Linked DNA regions of Homo sapiens: region 2 is linked to region 1. A link is an interaction called in ENCODE POLR2A ChIA-PET data of the cell type or tissue named here. Cell type or tissue: IMR-90. All regions are shown on one strand. Links, peaks and the distances in the headings refer to the core of each region. The heading gives the core; the rest is flanking DNA. Region 1 overlaps CACNA1C (calcium voltage-gated channel subunit alpha1 C). Region 2 overlaps CACNA1C (calcium voltage-gated channel subunit alpha1 C).

Region 1 (2,917 bases), core at 113-2,612:
TTAGATAATATAATGTTATATGTTATATTTTACTTTATATGTCACACATTTACTGAGGACTTATTGTGTATAAGGCACAGTAGTAATTGGAAGAAGGAAAGGTACTAGAATCTTGCTTTATTTGGAAAATAACAACTTAGAAAATTTTAGAGCCAGATTGCATTTTCTCATCCAATGTCCACCTTTTAAAGATGTTGAAACCTGGACCCAAAAGGTGACATGACTTGTCAAGGTCACACAGTTATTGATAGCAGAAGAGGAAATAGCCTGGCATTTTCCCCCACTAAATCCCTCCAAAAATATATTTTAAAAGAAAATCTAAGCATGATGTTTAGAAATTTTTACCACTATAGAAAATTTGGTTAGTGCCAAAGTCCCTATTGATGCAATAGTGATTTGAGCCAGAATTAGAAAATAAGTAAGTATGTGACCCTAAGAGCATTTTGTTCGAGTTACATAGAAAGATTAGCTTATGGCGTAGAGTTACCGTAAGTTGGCAGCAATGAACAAATTTGGTTCTTTGTTACACTCCATCTCAAGAACATCCAGGGAAGAGAAAGCTGTTGCCTGGGTATAATGGTATTTGCCAGAAAAAAAATCATTAGAGAGGTATAATTAAGACTAGTTTAGTAACTCATTCAACTAGATAACTCTATAATGAGTACATCTCATTTACCACCAAAACCATAGAGATATTTTGAAGTTTTCCCCAAAAGTATACCTTTTTTACATTTCTAAAGGAAGGAGTGAGGATTTGCAGTGAGTGCAACCAAGCCACCTTTTCCTCCTGTTTGGCCTTATTATCAAGTATGTTGCTCAGCAAACAGCCAGTCCTCAGAAACTTCACTCCAAGAGGCTCTGTCAAGGGTTTGGCACAAAGAGAATGTCGCAAAGATTTTCCAGTGCTCTAGAATATATCCTTGTATTCAAAACCCAGTTGTCTGGTTCTGGGAGTGAGTGTGGCAGGAAAAGCTACAGGTGGATCCCGTAGGTAGTTTCTCCCATAAGAAGTACAGGCCAGGCCAGGCGCAGTAGCTCACGCCTATAATCCCAGCACTTTGGGAGGCCGAGGCAGGCAGATCACTTGAGGCCAGGAGTTTGAGACCAGCCTGGCCAACATGGCGAAACCCCGTCTCTACTAAAAATACAAAAACTTAGCCAGACATGGTGGCACACGCCGGTAATCCCAGTTGCTCGGGAGGCTGAGGCAAGAGAATCACTTGAACCTGGGAGGCGCAGGTTGCAGTGAGCTGAGATCACGCCATTGCGCTCCAGCCTGGGCAACAACAGCGAAACTCCATCTCAAAAAAAAAAAAAAAAGAAAGAAAGAAAAAGAAAAAAAGAAATGCAGGCCACTTTTTCTTTCAGAATTGGCAGTTGAGATGATTCAGATCAACTGTCCTGCCGAGGACAATTAGAAATGCTGGACAAAATATTCTAAATCTTCTTTCTGGAGCTTGGAAAAGATGCCTGATAGAAACAAATGTGAATCCTCTGTGGAGAAAGATAACATCATCAACATTTTCAAATTACTTTGAAAACCAATTGTGTGAAAATAAGGTTTTGGCTGGGCGCGGTGGCTCACGCTTGTAATCCCAGCACTTTGGTGGGCCGAGGCAGGCGGATCACGAGGTCAGGAGATCGAGACCATCCTGGCTAACACAGTGAAACCCCGTCTCTACTAAAAATACAAAAAATTAGCCGGGCGCAGTAGTGGGCGCCTGTAGTCCCAGCTACTCGGGAGGCTGAGGCAGGAGAATGGCGTGAACCCGGTAGGTGGAGCTTGCAGTGAGCCGAGATCACGCCACTGCACTCCAGCCTGGGCAACAGAGTGAGACTCCATCTCAAAAAAAAAAAGAAAAGAAAAGAAAAGAAGGTTTCATTCATGATACCAAATAACTATATACACAAGGAGACAAAGTAACCTGAGTGAAAACGGGGAGAAACTATAGACCATAGAAATAGACCCACAGGGAATTGAGATATTGGAATTGTCAGATATAGACTTGAAAATAACTGTATTTACCACATTCAGAGATATCAAAGACAGGACTGGTAATTTTCCAAAGAACCAGATATGGAAAAGAACCAAATGTAAATTTTAGAAATGAAGAATACAATCACTGAAATGAAAAAGGCAGTGAATGGATTTAAAAGAAGACTTGGCACAGCTGAAAACAGTTATTGAACTAGAGAGAGGGCAGGGAAAAATACTGATAATCAAACACAGAAACTGAAAAGAATTGGGAATGCAGAGAAGAGTACAGAATATCAGGGAATAAGTGGATGCTCACATTTATGAAATGTTTTTTTCCTACATCTGACAGAATCGTTATTTTTAAGTTAATGTGAATTACATATTAACTTGTTATGGAAGTATAATATAGTGGTTATCTTGGTGTAGGAGGGGTGAGTGGGGCTGCTGTATAGCTGGTGGGGTTTTATTTCTTGGTCTGAGTAATAGTTGCATGGCTGTTTGTTTTGTGATAAATCATACATTGTAACATCCCCCTTTCTTGCATCTTTTGTATGTATATTTCACAGTTTTTTCCAAAAAAAGATGTAAGAAGAAGCAAAAGTACAGGTCCAGGTAGCTATATCATTGGCAGATGCCGAAGGAGATCTGCTCCTTACTCTGCCTGGAGCACAAAACTACAGTTTGCCACCAATAGGGAGGCAGCACAGAGGGACGGCCATCGTGATGCAATCACTTCCAATGGATTAGAGCTGTCATGAGAGATGCACTGTTGAGAAGGATTGTGAGGCCCCATCTGGACCAGAGGGAAGGAGCAGCATCTGCCATGACGCGGGCCAACAAGTGGCACATGTGTGCAGTGTAGTTGTCATTTTGCCTGGATAATGGCTAAGGAATGGAAGTGGTAGCTTCAAGTTGGCTTGGCTTCTAACTCCAACTCTG
Region 2 (2,917 bases), core at 234-2,733, 410 kb before region 1:
TTCACAGACCACCTAGGTCAGTACACCTTGTCTCCCGGGGGACCCATTTGTGGCATGGCCTTGCTTCACCACCCATTCTTGGAATATTTCCTCAGTCACTCCCTCCAGGAAAATAGACACTCTCCATTCTCAAACGAGATTCCCGTGAGTCCCGGGGACCATCCCTGTAAGCTGAGCTCTCCAGACTTCATGCATTATTTATTTATTTATTTTGAAATAGCAGCTTTGTTGAGGTATAATTCGCATACCGTAAAATTTACCCTTTTGATGTGTATGATTCAGTGGTCTACCTACTTCCCCAATATTTTCATCACCCGCAAAAAATACCCTTTACCCATTGGTAGTCACTTTTCATTCCCCTCTCTCTCCAGCCCTTGGCAACCATGAATTTACTTTTGTCTCTATGGATTTTCATGTGTTATTGACAGCAATAATAATTCCTTTTTTTTTTTTTTCCTGAGGTGTAGTCTCGCTCTGTCACCAGGCTGGAGTGCAGTGGTACGATCTCGTCTCACTGCAACCTCCGACTCCCTGGTTCAAGCGATTCTCCTGCCTCAGTCTCCTGAGTAGCTGGGACTACAGGCACCCACCACCATGCCTGGCTTATTTTTGTATTTTTAGTAGAGATGGGATTTCACCATGTTGGCCAGGATGGTCTCCATCTCCTGACCTCTTGATCCACCCGCTTGGCCTCCCAAAGTGCTGGGATTACAGGCGTGAACCACTGTGCCCAGCCAACAGCAATAATAATTCTACAGTTGGAGTTTGCTGTGTAGTCTGACTGTTGATAACATATCTCACAAATTTCAGACCTAGATAGGTCATGACAATTTACATGATAAATGATGACATTGAAAGGAAGCACGTGAAATTAGGGAGCTGGCTGTCATTTGGAGGTGGGATTAAGCGTTTTCTTTCAATTATACAAAAAAGTGGTTTTAGCATTTTTCAAAGGTATCTTAGCATAATGTCTTCAAGGTTCATCCACGTTGTACCATGTGTCAGGACTTCGTTCCTTTTTATGGCTGAATAGTATTTCATTGAAAGCACACGCCACATTTTGCTTATCCATTCTTCTGTTGATGGACACTTGCGTTTTCACCTTTTGGCTATTGTGAATGGTGCTGCAATGAACACCAGTATTCAAGTATCTATTTGAATCCATTTTTAGTTATTTTGGGTTTACCTAGGAGTGGAATTGCTGGCCCTGCAATATGACTTTTTAGCTTTAAGAGCCCACTTCCTTGGGTAGTGCCCCAAATTTGAAGCCCACGTAGATGAGACTACAGCATTAGGAAATCCTATTGTGTCAGTAGTGAGGGTTTGGTATTTAGTCTGGGCTCCCAGTTCCTATACCAGAAATTTGACTTTAATTGGTGTTTCACAATCTGACAGCTGCCTTTTGATGAGGAGTGACTGATACTGCCTCTGTTCAAAAAAACAAAATGAAACAAAAACGAAACAAAAAAAACCGGTGTCTCTATATCCAGTTCAGCTTTCACCTCGTTGCTGACCTGGCTTCGTAACTCAACAGGAAATTGGTGTTTGGCAAGACAAAGCTATTTAGTCTGTCTCTGTCTCTCCCTCTGCCTGTGTGTCTAGTCCAGGAGCACCCATGTCTGTGGCTAGAGATGTGGGCCTGATAAGCCTGGGGACTGTTGGGAGAGGGTGGCTCCCCTCATGTGTGGCTGGGCCGAGTCCTCCCTGGACTGTGAGGGGGAGGCAGCTCTGTGCTCTGTGCTGGCCAGGTGCTGCCTGCCCTGCCCCAGGCATGACTGATTAATAAGGGATCTCTGCCTTCAGCCTGAAAGCTGCCTTCAGAGGGGAAAAGCAGCTTCCCAGGGCTCTCACCTGCTCCTCATACATCTAAAGTCTAGGCAAGAGAGGCAAAAACGTGAGAAGAAAGGTAAACAGTCCGGGGAGAAAATTGGGAAAGGAGGAAGGGGAGAGGGAAGCGAGCAGTGGGTAGACAGCCAGGGGAAACAGCAGCACGTGGTAGGCTCTTGGCTGTGGATTGATGCCCCAGTTAAATGACTCTGGAAGCCTCTTTCCAGTCTTGGGATAGGTATTTTCTTGGTGATCATTTTACCTAAGAGTGATAATATCATCGGCTGCATTTCTGTCTTAGCATGTTGAACTCTGCTAATCTGAGGAAGAAACACACACATACATTGATGCCTCAGCTGAACCCATTAATCAGAGACCTGGGTATGGATAAAAAAGCGCACAGGCTCATGGAGGTATGTGAAGCTCAGAAGACTTTGCACTTTGAAGGCCAATGTACTTAATTTAATCCAACCGACTATTAGTAAATTCCTCTCCTTTGGGCTCTGCCCTCACACCCCCTCACTGGCCCTGCTCACAGGTGCCTCTGGGCCGCTGTGCAGAGCTGGAATGTTGCACAGCATTTCTCCAAGGTGGAAGCTTCTGTTGCCATATCTGGCTGCCTGAGACATCCTGGGGATTCGAGCTATACATCCAAGTGGATTTCAGTGACTCAGAGCTCATATTTGGTCTGTCGTGAATAGGATCTTGTGCCTCTGTTTTTAAAATTATTTAAAAGGCAAAAATTTTGACCTATGCCCAGCTGTCTGAAAGACCAGGAGATAAGAAGCCTTTTCTAGGATAAATTGACTGTGAAATATCTCTGAAAATGAACTGTCTCATGCCAGTTGTGATGAAAACAATTCTAAATAGTTTTTTTTCCTCCAGAATAGGAATGGTTAGTCATTAACAAAAAGTTATTGAGCGTCTGCTATCTGCAAGGCAGTTTGCTTATAGGATCTCTGGATTCAAGGGTATCTTCAAGGTACAGCCCTCAACTATCCCTTCCTTTAAGGGAAGTATCTATTCTAGGAGGTAAGATTTATGCCTAGACACACAGACATCCGCAACTGTAATAAAAGGCAGAACATGC

What was found. Peaks named below come from ENCODE experiments on the same cell type or tissue, not always from the same donor. Only the 100,000 strongest peaks of a DNase experiment are listed, where the experiment ranks them.
Region 2: POLR2A ChIA-PET joins it to region 1 with 5 read pairs; 2 of 35 experiments call an interaction of 5 or more read pairs at or near these places.

What each region holds. Positions count from the first base shown.
Region 1 is chr12:2,473,453-2,476,369 of GRCh38, forward strand. All of the region lies in intron 5 of CACNA1C (calcium voltage-gated channel subunit alpha1 C), which reads left to right. Among named protein-coding and RNA genes, the nearest start is that of CACNA1C-AS2, 200 kb to the right of the region's middle. In IMR-90, for the core only: no CTCF peak of the experiment used is centred there; no DNase peak of the experiment used is centred there.
Region 2 is chr12:2,062,713-2,065,629 of GRCh38, forward strand. All of the region lies in intron 1 of CACNA1C (calcium voltage-gated channel subunit alpha1 C), which reads left to right. Among named protein-coding and RNA genes, the nearest start is that of CACNA1C, 11 kb to the left of the region's middle. In IMR-90, for the core only: no CTCF peak of the experiment used is centred there; a DNase peak (open chromatin) is centred at 1,539.